Regions from separate parts of the Homo sapiens genome. Here region 2 is linked to region 1. A link is a loop called in an ENCODE intact Hi-C map of the cell type or tissue named here. Cell type or tissue: MCF 10A. All regions are shown on one strand. Links, peaks and the distances in the headings refer to the core of each region. The heading gives the core; the rest is flanking DNA. Region 1 has its middle 150 kb from the start of LINC01911. Region 2 has its middle 190 kb from the start of LINC01911.

The links. Peaks named below come from ENCODE experiments on the same cell type or tissue, not always from the same donor. Only the 100,000 strongest peaks of a DNase experiment are listed, where the experiment ranks them.
Region 2: it touches region 1 in a loop (2.8-fold over the local background); 4 of 110 quality-filtered maps call a loop at or near these places.

Annotation. Positions count from the first base shown.
Region 1 is chr2:146,978,759-146,987,102 of GRCh38, reverse strand. No RefSeq gene overlaps it. Among named protein-coding and RNA genes, the nearest start is that of LINC01911, 150 kb to the right of the region's middle. In MCF 10A, for the core only: no CTCF peak of the experiment used is centred there; a DNase peak (open chromatin) is centred at 4,492.
Region 2 is chr2:147,028,128-147,036,471 of GRCh38, reverse strand. No RefSeq gene overlaps it. Among named protein-coding and RNA genes, the nearest start is that of LINC01911, 190 kb to the right of the region's middle. In MCF 10A, for the core only: no CTCF peak of the experiment used is centred there; a DNase peak (open chromatin) is centred at 4,921.

The DNA.
Region 1 (8,344 bases), core at 112-8,111:
CTACTTCATTGAATTCTCACTCTAGCCCTCAGATGAAGCTCCTAGTACATCCCCATTTTATATCTAAAAAGAGTAAAGAAGTTAAAGTCTTATTTGTGCATGACAGAATTACCTGTAAATCCAAAGCCTAGACTCTTAGCAATTTATTATTCTGTTTCTTTTTCATCATTTTTTGTCTTCTTATATTGCTTTTGTTGTGTACACTCATCACAGCAGATATAAACCTGGTTATTCCGATGCATGGTTATCTATTTATGGGTTGGACAGGTGATTGGATCTAAAAAGTGGCATTCATTTGTTTTATATGCCTATGAATATGTGTGTGTGTACAAATATATATATACACATACACACATACATTTATGTTCTTAATATACTTACACAATTTCTTAAGATTTGTTTTTAAGAGACAATGCAGAGTACTGAATGAAACAAAGATTGCATTGTTAGATTCCAAGAAAGAACATAATGTTTAACAGTTGCTAGGCACAATGGGACAGTCTTATTCCCTCCCAGTTTATTAAAGTAATGCCATTTATTGTTTAACTCTGCCAACTATTTCAGATGGCTTTGAATACTGACTCAGTAAATGCTTTACTGAAACAGTCATTAAGTTCTCCCACTCCTGGGGCAACCAAATTTTTATCTCTCAAGATGAAATAAAAGTGATCTGAATGTTGCCCAAATCAGCATCTGAGAGGGAGGAGAAAGGTCACTCATGAATGGAATCATGTTCTGACTACTTTGCGAAAAAGGAAGCAAGTCAAATTGTAAGTCATGCACTGCTGATTTAACGTGTGGGAACAAGAAAGACAGGAAGACGCTTAGAATGCTGGAGAAAGTTATGTGCCTGCCAGTGTCATAAAATTCTCTTTGTAATCCAAGAAAAAAATGTTATACTGTTGGAAATGATCCGAATTTGGCTGCAATCATTTCCTATTCGTATATCTTAGACGGTTATCTGTGGCTCTTTTGTGATGTGAATGATTTTGTAGCAACAATTTTCCATTAGGAATTATAAATTAATCACCACCTGAACCAGTGCAATTAGCCTAACTCTTCAGTCTGGGACTCTTCAGCTTTCCAGGGAGGGCAGCTAGAGTGTGAGGGTGATCTGGCCTGGAAGGAAGAAGCAAGGATGTTGCCAAGGCAGTTGTCCTTGGAGCTTCCCCCTCCTATTTCCTTAGTCACAAAAGCAATACCCTGTCACTTACCCCTTGATACTTGAGACATCACCTTTCTCTGCTTCGTTCCTCTTTTGCTGTCCAGTGCTAAACTGATTTTTAAATTGATTTCACAAATGCATGATGATAAAGGTAGATCAAAATCCCCACAGAGGTGAGAGCTTCTTACTGTCCTTACACAAGGCCTTGGTATCAGACAATTGTTCTCATAAAATAACGCTTGAAATAGACAAAGTACCTGTCATGAGAGTATAAATTTGGGTCCTCCTAAGGAATTGATGTGTGATACCCATAACCATGATGAGCACTCACTCTAATTCCACAGCCTCATCCCTTGCTTTGTGCCTATTAGTTCTGTGACTCTGAATAACCCAAGACTAAGTTCTTGATTTGTTCAAACTGTGACTTCTCTTGGCAGCTAAGTGTTTCACTCTAGCCACGACCCCTCACCCACTTACTCTAGAAACTAGTACTGTTAACCTGTTCTTAGCCTTCAACAGTTTGATCCCTATTCTATCCCTATTTTGGGTTTCTTAGTTATCTTTTAGTGCAGAAAGCTTCTGCCTGTGCTATCTCATCACACAGCTATGATACAGCATGATTATACTTCTAGAACCCCTACAGAATAGTTTGTACCTTAATTTTTTTGATAGATTAAAATGGAAGGCTTTAAAAATGAAGAATAACTGAGTGCTTATTTTAAATTTAGGTAATACTGAAAGGATTTTGTTTCCTTTTTAAATTTTGTCATGCAGCAACTGTTAAGCAGAAAGAAATGTGCTTTTGTTCATTCTGTTTATTCAGACATACCTTTATTGATCATCTACTATATTTATGTTTCAGGCACTATGTTTAAATGTTATTTTTAATGTTTGTTTTAAATAAGAAATAATTTCATGACTTTCAATGTGATGAAACAAGAATTGAAGAGAAGAAATAGTGTCTAAATTATGGGAACTTTCAAGAAAAGATGGTGAACAAGAAACAAATTAGAAGACTAGTTCAATATATTTTGGCACAACTATATTTTGGAATGTAATGTATTCTCATTACATTCAAAGAGCAGGATTCCACAGGGATTAAGAGAAAGCAGCTTTGTCCCTTTCCTCTGGATAAGATATTAGGTTGGTACAAAAGTAATTGCAGTTTTTTACCATTACTTTTAATGCCATTACTTTTAATGGCAAAAACTGTGGCTACTTTTGCATCAACCTAACAGTTTTCTCCCATTCCTTGGATGAAGTCCAGGGGAGGTCCATGAGTTTTCTGGTCATATTTTGATAATAAAAAGGCCCATAATTACTTTTAGCTGCCATCTAATTTTAATAATTAAAATGACCATTTCCACAGTGAAAATTCTGAACTACATGTAGAATTGAAGATATTTATTTTCCTCTGCTGAGTCTAGAGACTTCTGATGAGAACCAGGGGTGGTCAGCCTTCTCCTTCCCTGGCATTCTCTTTCTCTTCTCCTCCCACCTCCTTTGCCAAGACTTCTTAAACCCTCTTAATAAGGCTGGAAAAGGAGAAGTGAAAGGCAGGGAAGTTGTTACTTTACAGACATTTTTATAACTTGGCATTGGCAAACTTTGGTATCTAAATAGGTGGGTATCTAGAATAGTCCCTTCCTGGAAACTGTTGATGTTCTCTGGATGTTCACTACGGGGTCGTTTAGGTGGTATAGGTCTCTAACATGGCACAGCACTGTCCCCCTAGCTCCTGCCCCTGATGGTACATCCCACAGCCGCTTATTGCTGAGATGCCTTCAAGGCATCTCCATCCCAGTTTCCTCTAGTAGGATCCACTTGGGCCTCAGGGGAGTTCATGTGCTCTTGCCATACGAAACAGAGGAGTAGTTCCCACTGTCATCCTCATTTTCTCCTGTCACAGACTTGCATTTAGTCATCTCAATTCTTGGTGAATTTCAAGCACCAGTCCCTGTGTGCTCTCACATCTCAGAAAACACATATCAAATACCACCAGGTCCTTTTAAAGCCTTCTCACTTCTTGAGATAGAAGGGAAGTACTTCGGGCTGGGCACGGTGGCTTGTGCCTGTAATCCCAGCACTTTTGGAGATGGAGGCAGGAGGATCACCTGAGGTCAGGAGTTCGAGACCAGCCTGGCCAACATAGTGAAACGCTATCTCTACCAAAAATACAAAAAATTAGCTGGGCGTGGTGGCAGGTGCCTGTAATCCTAGCTATTCAGGAGGCTAAGGTGGAAGAATCGCTTGAACCCGGGAGGCGGAGGCCGCAGTGAGCCCAGATTATGCCTCTGTACTTCAGCCTGGGCAATGGAGCGAGACTCCTTCTCAAAAAAAAAAAAAAAAAAAAAGAAAGAAAGAAAAAAGAAAAAAAGAAAAAGAAGGGAAATACTTCTTTTCCTTTTCCCTAACAGGGTAGTAATCTGAACTCAACAACTGTTTTCAGTGAAATATTCTCTTCTGGTCCTTTTTTTGTTTTAACTTCCTTGTATAAAGTGCATACTTATCTCTGAGTGTAGAGTTTACAGATGATTTTTATTTTTACTCCCTGTGCTTTTTTATATTTTCCAAGTTTTCTGGAATGAAATGTCTATTTTTAAATATTCTCAAAATTAAGATTGATTAACATGGGTGCTGCATATTTTAAGCACTCACCTGCACAAAGGCAGAAAATAGTAGTTTCTTACTACATGACATGTAATAACATTACCTGTTTATCCAACACAATTATATGAGTTTTGCAGTGCTGTTGTTTTGAAAGTTATAACGTGATCTCAACTTGGCATTTTATTTGATCAATGACATTGTAGAGAAGTGCTAATATTAGTAGTGAGAAACAGAATGGAATTTCTCCTTCATCCATTTTATGACAGAGTGAAAAGCCTTCTAGTAGAAATATTTGCAAGAAACTGCTGTCTCCAAAGGTTAAAGCATTTGGCCTCCCTAATTCTACTTTCCTTTGGTGGAGGGAGGGAGGAACCTCATGAGTTCTGAGGATCATGTTTATGAGGTATAATATTATGATTACTGGAATTAAAAAGTATGTAAATAGCCAGGGCAACATAGCAAGACCCCATCACTACAAAAATTTTTTAAAACTAGCTGGACATGTGGTACACTGTGCCTGTAGTCCTCACTACTCAGGAGGCTGAAGTGAGGATTGCGTGAGCTTGGGAGGATCACTTGTGCTCAGAAGATTGAGGCTTCAGTTGAGTCATGATTGCACCACTGCACTCCAGCCTGGGCAACAGGGCAAGACTTTGTCTCAAGACCTTGTCTCAAAAAAAAAAAATTATGTTTAAAACATCAAGAAGGAATTCAAGTGATAATTAAAATAACCGTGGTGTACAATTGTCTGTGGTGTACAATTTCAGAGTGGGGATGGGGTGTGCAAAGATGAGTAACTGATTGCCCAATTGCCCTCAGTCTCTTTCCCTTTTAGGGGCCTGTGTTATCTTAAGAGTATTATAGCTGACAGCTAGGATGAAAACAGGGCATCATTTCCAAATGATTTCACAATCACCCATGTAACCAGAATTCTTTATAAAGAAAAAAAAAGAGCTTATGTTGGCAAATTCAAATAGAACACAAGGAGAAATTTGAAAATAAATTAATCACCTTATAGAGGGTACCTTAAAGAACAATATGAAGAAGTATCCAGTGATTTTCCTGTGAACTTGTGTACACAGAGTTAAGATTATCCAAACAAAAATAATCTAATTTCAGTTAACAATACAAACTTAAATGTAATATGTGGTTTATGTTAGTAAGTTACTAAGCTATGCAAAGCTTATCATGGTTGATATTGGAATTTGAAAATACCAAGTATAATACCACTAAATTCTTCACTCTTAACCCTTTTTGCTTATGTAGTCAACCAGTTGTTCTCAAACTATGGACCTAGGGCCAGCAGCATCATTACCTGGGAACTTGTTAGAATTGTAAATTATAGGGACCCACCCCAGACCTACTGAATTAAAATCTCTAGGAATAGGACCCAGCAATCTGTGTTTTAATAAGCTTTCCAGGTGATTCTGATGCACACTAAACTTGAGAACCATTGAACTAGAAGAAACAATTTAACATTCCTACAGTAATTCAGTCTGATCTAATTAAAAGGCTATGCCTGATGATTAGTGAATTGTGTTTTAATTGTATTTTGGTGAATTAACTCAGGAAGTAAATATTCTTGCCATGGAGATAAAAGAATTTTATGACAGATATGCATCAGAACAGGGATTAGTAGATTCTTACATTATTTAATCCAGAGTTCTAAGAAAATGCCTGAACTACAACTGTCTCCAGTATCCATCTATCATAATGGACACTGACATCCACTTCAAAGAGAAACTTCTGTGAGGGATTTCTTTGATGGAGATAGGTATATTTTCATTGCATTATGCTATTTGTGGGTGAGTTTTTTCTTTTTGTTTTTTGTTTTGTTTTGTTTCTTTTTTACAGATGGAGTCTCGCTCTGTCACCCAGGCTGGAGTGCAGTGGTGCTATCTTGGCTCACTGCAAGCTCCGCCTTCCGGGCTCACACCATTCTCCTGCCTCAGCCTCCCGAGTAGCTGGGACCACAGGTGCCCACCACCACGTCTGGCTCATTCCTTGTATTTTTAGTAGAGACGGGGTTTCACCGTGTCAGCCAGGATGGTCTCGATCTCCTGACCTCGTGATCTGCTGGCCTTGGCCTCCCAAAGTGCTGGGATTACAGGCTTGAGCCACCACGCCCGGCCTGAGAATATGTTTTAGCAAATGAGTTGATACACCGAGCTGGTGATTACAACGTGAGAACAGGACATCGTTATAGGTAACTATTAAGAGGAGCAGAAGGAAAAGTCTAGAACTTGTCTGCTGCAGGTCCTCTTTCTATTCCTAGAAAGAGACATCAATCTGGCCCATGGGTGGCTTAGTTCTGAGGCAGAGAGAGACACAAAGAGAAAGATTATTCCATAATACATGATCCTTACTTTATAATGTGTCTCATAACATAAGTTCAAAGCATAGCATTAAACATCAGGAAAGGGGGAAAAGGGGAACTGAAATGACATCAAATAGAAAATGTAAAAGAAAACAAAGTTCGTTATGTAAAGTGTGAAATATTCTAGTTGTTCTGTAGCAATACAGAAATCATGGAGAAATCCCACCAGGACAGGCCATATTTCTCTATCATAATTTCTCTACCGTAATTTTTTTTTACCCTGCCCCATGACTTCTGGTGTTCTGATGTTCAAAATTGTGTCAATGTGAAATGTGTAGCTCCTGATGGAGGCATGTAGCACATTACCTACAGCTTGAGATGTAGGTTGAGCTGCTTGAGAGGATGGAGGTGCTTGAGGTCCCTGGGCAGAAACGAGGTTATCTCTGGGTCTTTGGCCCCTTCTAGGAGATATATGTTTCAAGACTGCTCTGTTGAGCTCTTTCCACCTTCCTATGGCACTTAGTGGGGCTATTTGGCAGGGTAGAATAGTGCAAAATGGTTTGATTCATTCAAATTGGAATGGGTTTCTTAATGGCTTCCCCAATTCTCCAGTGATACTGTATTTGTTCATTCTCACACTGCTAATAAAGATATACCTGAGACTGGGTAATTTATAAAGGAAGGAGGTTTAATTGACTCACAGTACCAAATGGCTGGAGAGGCCTCAGGAAACTTACAATCATGGCAGAAGGGGAAGCAAACACTTCCTTCTTCACATGGCAGCAAGAGAGAGAAAACTAAGTGCTCAGCAAAGGAGGAAGCCCCTTATAAAACCATCAGATCTCATGAGAACTAACTCACTATCATGAGAATAGGATGGGGGAAATCACCCCCATGATTTAATTATCTCCACCTGGTCCCTCCCATGACACATGGGGATTACAGGAACTACAATTCAAGATGAGATTTGAGTGGGGACACAGCCAAACCATATCAGATACCAATGGTGAAAGAGCACACATAGGACAGGAAATACTGAGAATTTTGAAGGATTCTCAATGGTTAGGGTTGTGCTTGGGAAAAATAGTTCTTGTCCACAGGGCTGTGCCACCATTTGTCAGACCTTCTCCAGTTGATTTGTTCAATTGTAGAAGTTCTTGGCCTGCAGAGGACACCATATTGTTGGCAGTGAAAAAGGAAGCAACAAGAATGCTGTATACAAGATGATTTGGAGCATGCAGGGACACTATAAAGTTTATTTGCAAGCAGTAGATTCAGGGAAAGATGTCAGAAGCAGCATTGGAGAGTTTAATGAGGACTGATACCTCTTAGTCCACAGGAAAATGGCAGAATCTTGGCAAGAAAATAATAATTTTTTAAAATGTAGAGTGAGCCAAATTCAGGAATTTGTCCCTATATAACTTGGTGAATTTTGCCACCTGTACAAGTAGTGGATTTTCCTCAATGTGTTCTAAAATTGCTGCTTGGCACAGTTATTCTGCGGAGCCAAGGGGAAAAAAAAACAACAGAAAACAAAAAACAAAACTCTTTTCTTCTTATTATTTTTCCTTTCCCACATAGAATCAACTTGTGGATTGCATAAACCACAGGATATAATTCCACTATTTCAGCCCAAAACTTTCCCATCTGACCAAAGACAATTGCAAATATGCTAAACTTGCTTTAATGAAAAGTCATTCTTTACATAGCTTACATCTACATAAGATGACAAGTCACTCAACAGATAAAGGATTCTTTGTCTGAATCAAACAATAAGCCAGCTTTTCCACCAAAAAAAAAAAAAAAAAAAAATGCCATTCTATTCTGAACTGAATGCACTTTCAACTAATGCTGTCTTCAGGACCAAAACCAAAGGAGGCCCATCTGCTAGGAAGGCCAAAAGCCCATTGTGTGGCACATCAGTCCTGTCTGTTATGGAAATGGTCACTCTAAAACTGTTTACAATTTAAAACTGCATACTGAGAATTATGTTAACCTCCATTGACTGACTTCTGTTAAATGTGCTATTAAGAATCCAGTTTACCCTGGTTTTCTCTAAAATGTGCTCAGGTCAGTCAGATAGGTACATTATGAATGTCAATTGTCATAGGGTAAAAGTTGGTACCTCATTAGCTCAAACACACGAAGCATTTGTTTCCGGTTTTAACAGGGGCTCCCTTGCCCCGGGATTATGGGAGCACTGATGGAATATAGCCTTATGTGATGATGATTTGAGCTCCAGGGATAAATGC
Region 2 (8,344 bases), core at 28-8,027, 49 kb before region 1:
ATTGTAATCCCCAGGTGCTGGGGATTACATGATTGTATGATTGTACAATTGTATGATTGTATGATTACAATTCTCATCTTGAATTATAATCCCCAGGTGCTGAGGAAGAGACCTAGTGGGAGATGATTGGATCATGGGGGCAGTTTCCCTGTGCTGTTTTTGTGATAGTGAGTTCTCATGGGCTCTGATGGTTTTATAAGTGCCTGGCATTTCTCCTGCTTGCACTTCTTTCTCTCTTGCTGCCTTGTGAAGAAGGTGCCTGCTTCCCCTTCCACCATGATTGTAAGTTTCCTGAGCCCTCCCCAGCCATGCAGAACCGTGAGCACCTCTTTTCTTTATAAATTGCCCAGTCTTGGGTAGTATCTTTATAGCAGTGTGAAAACAAACTAATACAAATTGTTTACTCCATGCTCCTTTGCATGGCAGTAGAAATGCCATAAGCCTTACCTTAACCACATCATCTTTAATACTTTAACACTCTAGATGGGATCACATGGAAAACATGAGTGTACTTTTGTCGCTATAAAAAATATCAATGGCCATCTCCATATTGTCAGAAAATTGAGTCAACTCACTTTAAATGTGAATCAAACTCATTGGTTACTGACAAGAGACCATTTAAATTCATTTATTTACTGTATTTTTTACAGTAAATAAATAAACAACAACAGCTGTTTTGCTCACAAGGAGATACAACTTTGGGGCAACTGGATGAACTGGACATGGCCAAATTTCAGTATGTTTCAAGTGTTTCTATTCTCTCTGTGATAGACATAAAAAACAAAACAAAACGAAGAAGCAAACAAAAAAAAAAAACTCAAGAATTCACCCTGAGAGTCTGAGTTAGATTCTTTCTTTCTTTCTTTCTTTCTCTTTCTTTCTTTCTTTCTTTCTTTCTTTCTTTCTTTCTTTCTTTCTTTCTTTCTTTCTTTCTTTCTTCCTTTCTTTCTTTCTTTCTTTCTTTTTCTTTTTTCTTTTCTTTTCTTTCCTTCCTTCCTTCCTTTCTTTCTCTTTCTTTCTTTCCTTCTTTTCTTCCTTCCTTCCTTCGTTCCTTCCTTCCTTCCTTTTTTTTTTGAGATGGAGTTTTGTTCTTGTCACCCAGGCTGGAGTGCAGTGACAAGATCTCGGCTCACTGCAACCTCCACCTCTTGGATTCAAGCGATTCTCCTGCCTCAGCCTCCCGAGTAGCTGGGATTACAAGCACCCGCCACCACACCTGGCTAATTTTTTGTATTTTTAGTAGAGACATGGTTTTACCGTGTTGGGCAGGCTGGTCTCGAACTCCTGACCTCAGGCAATCTGCCTGGCTTGGCCTCCAAAAGTGCTGGGATTACAGGGGTGAGCCACCACGCCCGGCCAAGAGTCTGAGTTTCTTAAATGACAATGGGAGAATCTTTTTTTCTTACTGAACTTGACTATATGTGCTACATGTGTGGGTGCAGAATGTATTGCTAGAATGACCTTGTGTTTTTCCTCATCAGTCTGGAGTTTGGTATCCATCCCCCTACCCCCAATCTGCTTCTCTAGAAAGCCTTTCTATATAATTTCCTATTATATCAATGCAAATTTTCCCATTCTAAGTTCAGCTGATTCTCACAGATCTAGCTCTGAAGAAATAAAACTTCATATTTCTTATAAAACAGTATTTTCTGTCATATTTATTATTCTTTGCTCTCCCTAGAATAAAATATGGAAAACTGAGAATGTCTCTAATAGGCAAATGCAAATCTATAAAACAAGACTATGAGCTTAAAAAAATGCCACTTTTGTTTATAATTCCTGTCAGCTGAATCAACCTGTAAATTTTATCTAAATGGCAACCAGTAGGAAACAGAATAAGGTAGCCAATATCCTGTGAATACAAGCAAAGTAAATCATATTGTTCATTTTGTCACATTTTCTTCAGTGTGCTGCTTAGTGTGGTAGAATTATTTTGGAAATCATTTTCTTCAGTGTGCTGCTTAGTGTGGTAGAATTCTTTTGGAAATTTTGAGGATGATAAAATAAGTATCATAATATCCATTTCCAGCATGGTCAGAGTGAATTCCAATTGATAGGCTCAATTTTCATCTGCATGTTGTAAACTAGGTTCCTGAACACTAACAAGTTCTCTCCATTCCCTTCTAAACTTACTTCCCATCAAAACCCAAACAGTGTTAATTTGCTATTTTGAACTTTTGTTTGTTCTTTTCTTAGGTGCCTACCTGTGTATTACAACCCTGCACCTAAGAAATACCCTGATTTGGTTGATTTTGTTGATTTGTCTCTGAACACACCTGAGTGGGTTATTTCTTTCTTCTCCTCTTCCAACTGCAGCTCTCCCTTCCTGCCTTTGAGACCTGGATGAACTGTATGTCAAATGAGAGACTCATGAAGATCTTAGATGATTGTTGTCTATCCATCCTACTAAAAAAAACTTAAAATACATTTTTCTGCAGTTATATTAGCATTCATAAAAACAATATCTTGTTTTCACATGTATGTACATGCTTATGTTCAAATAGTGTTTGATGCTACCTTACATTCATTTTTCTCTTTGGGTAATCACAGTATCCCCATATATTCTGAAGAACAATGTGATTCCTATAATTCTACAAACTTAAATGTTGTGATTTGCCTAGTCATCTCTCAGTCCACATGTTGGGAGAGTAAGAGAAGAATAAAAATATCTTAAGCTGCTTCATCCTTAATATTTTCATTTTTCTCATAGTAAGGTGATGATTTAAGCAAATAGTTGGCTTCTTAATGGAAGAGATTCTGGTTAGGCATGACCTCTGATACCAAATATCCTTCTCCCTTCTGTCAATGGGTAGGGCTGGTAGAGAGAGCGAGGTCTCAGGGCCATGAGATACACCAAGTTCATTGGATATTTTTCAGCAACTTTGCCCAGGGTGGCCCTTGCCCTACACAGTCTAATCTTCTTTCCCTTGGGGCACAACTTGAATCAAAATTCCTTACATGTTGAAGACTCCAAGAAGTTATGTGAACACTTAATCTTTTTATAGATCAAAACGTGTGAAGTTTTTATTTGCATACTTCTAAAACCCAGAAATTATTTCCTGGTTTATGGCAATTTTATATTAGATAGGTGGCCCTAGCTTGATATATTAAGTATGTTAAATTGATTTTCCTAAGGTCCTCAATGCAAGTAAGAAAATCTAGAAGAGCTACAGAAGCTTCCTATGGAACTATAAAACCATTGTGATGATTCATCAACAGAAAATGTGGGCAAAAGTTCAGACAGATTATGTTGTAGGAATCTTGAATCCCAGGCCTTGGGAAGGACCCCAAGATGTATTCGTTGATTTTGATGACTGATTTAGAAATAGGGCTAAAGGATTTTTGAAGAAATGTCAGAATGGCAGTGGTGAATGAGACCACTGGACTTGTTTGAAGAAAATTATTAAACAGGCCCAGAAGCTGTGCTAAGAAAGAAAGTCATTAATTAGATATACAGAGAAAGAAACAGTGCAAAGCCCTTTATCAGCAGTAACAGCGTGAAGAATTAAGAGGATGCATATAGGAAACTCCTGTTTGAATGAAAAGGCAACATGGGGAACTTAAATGATTAACAAATTAAGGAGGTGATGAAAAATCCCACAAACATTTAGCATTAAGAAAACCTTCTAAGAGAGGCAAGGTACTAAGGAAAATTATGTTAGTAGACAGACGAGAAGGTATTCAACCACATGCTGTGTCTGGCCAGCACTTTCAACTAGAATGATTCCAATCCAAATTATGTAATGATTATGTATTTATGTAGCAATTGGACCTAATTTGAACTTTACAAAAATCAGTAGAATCAGACAAAAGATGAGCTGCTAAGCTCAGGTCAGTATGAAGATGAAGACAAGATATTGAACACAGTATTACTACTCTGGAATGAGGAAGAGCTAAGCATTTGTATTATTTGAGGAGCACATTGAACTCTATTCACCACGAGGAGACCAGATAGCATATCCAATAATGCAGCCCAATACAACATGTTCTTTTAGTAACTGAGAGGAGTTTAATTTATCCAGTGCCCGGGTAAACTATATTTTTAACTATTTGATCTAGTCTTTAAGTTATAGTCACAATTTTCTGATGCACTACAAAGATACTTCTCTGCACCCAAAAGTGGTCTGGGATGGCAAGGATTTCAAAGACCTTGCTCAGCAGGCAGCAGTAGATCTAGGATGGGGGACTATGCCAAGGATGGGCAAATGTGACTTTCTGTGTTCAATTTTAAGTTCCTGTAGACAGAGGCAGCCATGAAGGATTCACAGTCACTTCCTGGGGCAGAAAGTTGTGCCATGTAAGTGGAATGAACTTTCTTAATTTCAGATAACTTTGTTTACCCATGCTGCGATAACATAATGTTAGGTACTTCCTTGCTAACCCTGTTATCAGGGTTGCTCGTTAGAGCAGTTATTTGTTGTTTGTTCATTCATTCAAGAAATATGCTTGGAGTACTTTGACCCATTCAAGTTAATCCACGTTAATAAATTATTTCCCTAGAATGTGTCTGGTTACCACAAATATAAACTGTTTGGGGCATAGATAAACTTATAATTTTTTTTATATTCCCCCACTTTCCCAAATCAGTTCCTGACTTGTAGCAAGCAATTAATGCCTACCTAATTAATTTAGTTTAATGGAAATAACATTCAGAAGATGTATGGCTTTCAACTGGATAAATGCAGGTATTGGAATGACTCATTTCTACAATAACTTGTCAAAGACTAGGATTCTGAATAAGTGAGACCAGGGATATGAAAGATTTAATTCCAAAGGAAGGAACAGAGAGACATCAACAGTTGCTACATCAATATTATGCTTGCAAGAAATGGTTTATTTTGAGAAGCAGAGCTTGGCTACAAAGGGAAGCTCAGAAGTCTTTCTTGGGTGTTCTTAAAACAATAATCCAGGGAAGAAGCTAAAGCTGACTAATAAAGAACTCAGTTAAGTGTCAGGTTTCAGGAACCTGAGTTCACTCTCAGGGCAATTGTAAAACTTTGACAACCTTCCTAGGTTGGCTCTTTCAGTACACTGCCCATGTTTAATTACATGTGGCAAATTTTACCCAAATACAGTTGTATGTTTCCCAGATGACCTGGGATCTCTGAGTACTTTACAGTTAGGTTAGAGAAGTAGTAGTGCTATGTCAGGCTCAGAGAAGTTGGGATGGTGGTAAAAATTGTTAGAAAAGCAGAATTGACTGACTTTGCTGAGGGCCAGCCCTGCCTTTGTGCATCTGAGCCTGGTATTTAGAAACAACGTGAGCACTTCATTTGTGATATCATCTCTCAGAGGTGTGTGTTCTCCGCTACACGACTTGAGTTCCTGCCAATAAGGAGATAAGGTCCTTGCTACTGTTATGACATATTTGTAGTACTCGGATGAAATTGAAGGCTTTGAAACAGGGAATCCCCACGTCAACCTGCCACCTTCTACAACATTTCTTTATCTTTTTGTATGAATTTGACATTAGTTATAGAAAGCAGCTCTTGCTCGTGTTTCTGGATGAAGGAACCATAGAAAAGGAAGCTTTCCTCAGTTGCTTTAGTGTGCAGCCTTCTTATTTATCAAGACACAGTTATCCATTTGCCTCTTCAGTATGTGAATTACCTCACTCCTCCCTGAAACTCCCAAAGAACCTTTTCACTATAATCTGCATCTGTTAGCAGCTCTTCTTAGAGAAATGTTGGCATGGGTTTTCCCCTCTTAAAGGATAAACTCTTTCACCTCCAACAGATATTTGCTAGGCATCAACAATTGATTATTATTTTTTCTTACTTATGTAATGTTCTGATCCATGACACAGGACGTTTTCTTCACAATCCCCTTTTTAGAATTTAACTTTTTTAGTATTTAAATTTTAAAATGCATTCAACTAGATGTAATCAGGTTAAAATTAAAGATCTAGGGCTAACCCAAAGAAAAAATATTATAAGCTTTTAAAAGGTCATCCAAAAAGATGTGCAGTGAAGACAAACCATTTAGTCTTGGTGTTGGCAAGGAAGTATATGGATTGATTCTTGCACAATTTCAAATTTTATGAATAGGCTTTATAGCTTGTATTCTAAAACTGTTTGTCTGGAATTTGGAAAGTGTTCTTTCCTAGAGACAGTGTATTGACTGGGCATTAGGGTGTCAGGCTAACCAACAAAAGCTTACTCAATTCGTGAAGTAGAACTGCAGTGTGTGCTGTCAGACCACCTGGGAATAGGAGTCAAGCAGCCTTGAGAGTTAAATGGGAGAATGGGTTTTCCGGTTTCCTAGAGATGGCCTTAAGCAAAAATGTAAAATCTGTGAGATTGGCAGCTGGGTATCCTTCTGCAACTCTCCCTGCTTTCTCTTCCTTCACTCCGTGACTCTCCCCACGCCAACACACATTATCCTTCCCTAAGGCATTCATCCCCAGGCACGTCATCCACCGTGCTATTTTTAAGGATCTATGCTCTTTCATCCCTCAATTTTCAATTTTCTCAGAACATTTGCTAAGAACAAATCAATCAGAACCAAATAAATCTCACTATGGTGTAGAAAACCAACAATTTCTTCATAACTACTTTTTTTACTAAAAAGGGGACTTGTTGACCCAAGTGTATAAGTTTAGGTAAATGATGCAATGATGGCAGCTGGAGGTGTTGGTATGTGGAAGTGTGCACAGCACCAGAGAAGCAGGTCAACTTCCAATTCCCACCATATAGCTTGTGGAGCCTCACATCCTGAACTTTCTGAATTTACGCTGCAGATTCGTATGCTTCAGCACTTGGCTCTGGCTCCAACAGCTCCAGAAAACATGTCATTAATTTTCAAAGCATTTTGTTTTAAAGTAATTAACATTACCTACTGAAACAAACAATGCTAAAATCTCAGTGGAAGTACAAGATACAAGTTTATTTCTGTTCACACAAGGTCCTGTGAAAGTTGGGCAGCTCTTCTCCAACAGGGGAAACAGTTTGCACTGTCATCTCAGAGTCCTCCAATTCCAGCTGTTAAAGAAATACCACAGAAGAGGGACAGACTGGACATGTGACATAGCACTTATCAGCCTATTTTACAGAGGCCAGAGCTCCGTTACAGGTCTGAACCAACTGCAAGGACATCCAGACGTGTAGAGGAGCACATGAATAGCGTGAATATTAATACTTTCTGCCCCACTGTTACTACTGGGCATTTGTTCCTGGGCTAAGCTCTTCATCTTTTTAATGTTTTTTTCCCCACCTGAAACCAGAACTTATTTGAAGTTCCAAAGTTTCTTCTCTTCAGCCCCAATTCAGTGGCATCTATGATGTGTGTGTGTGTGTGTGTGTGTGTGTGTGTGTGTGTGTGTGTGTGTTTACATGCATGCACTTTAACCTGGTTAATGTGTGATGTAATTTATGGCAGTGAAATGACAAGGAAGGAAGGTGGAAGAGACTAGTGGGGTATTTTGAAAGTGGAAATGAGCAATACAGGTAGAAGCAGGAAAAGCCTGGCGGGGTTGTGTGTCTTAGTTCATAAGTCAGGGCTTCTCTCTAGTCCTCATCTGTCTGTTTTAATAGCAGCTTGTTAAAATCACTTATTTTTTTCTCGCTAGATACTTCTTCATCTGATTGTTCAAATACAAATAGTAAGACTAAAAGTTCAGAGTTCAAGATGATTATCTCCAACCCTTTAAATTTTAGGGTGACTATACTGACCAACCCCAAATATTCAGACAACTGTTCACACAGCACAAGATATGTACATCCTTAAGAATTATGAAGAAGGAAGCCACTCCACTTAACTTCCCTTATGTGCTGGTGTAGACTTCCTGGAAGTTTCTATGAATGTCATTTACTTGAGAAATGGAAAGTGAATAGTATCTGATACATTAATGGGTTTACACAGTAGGTTCTGAGTTTAGTTTTACAAATCAGGAAACACTAAGATTTCTGCTTGGAATCTTTAGGATTTCATGACTGCCCTGCTGGGTTTCAGACTTACATGGGGCCTTTTAGCCTCTTAGTTTTGGCCAATTTCTCCCTTTTGGAATGGGAGCATTTACCCAATGCCTGTATCCCCATTGTATCTTTGAAGTAACTAACTTGTTTTTGATTTGATAGTCTGATAGACGGAAGGGATTTGCCTTGTCTCATTTAAGACCATACTTGGATTTTTGAGTTAATGCTGGAAGGAGTTAAGGCTTTGGGAGGCTGTTGGGAAGGCATGATTGTGTTCTGAAATGTGAGATGGACATGAGATTTGAGAGGGGCCAGGGGCAGAATAATATAGTTTGGCTCTGTGTCCCCACTCAAATCTCATGTCAAACTGTAATCCCCAGGTGTTGGAGGAAGCGCTTGGTGGGAGGTGTTTGAATCAAGGGGGCAGACTT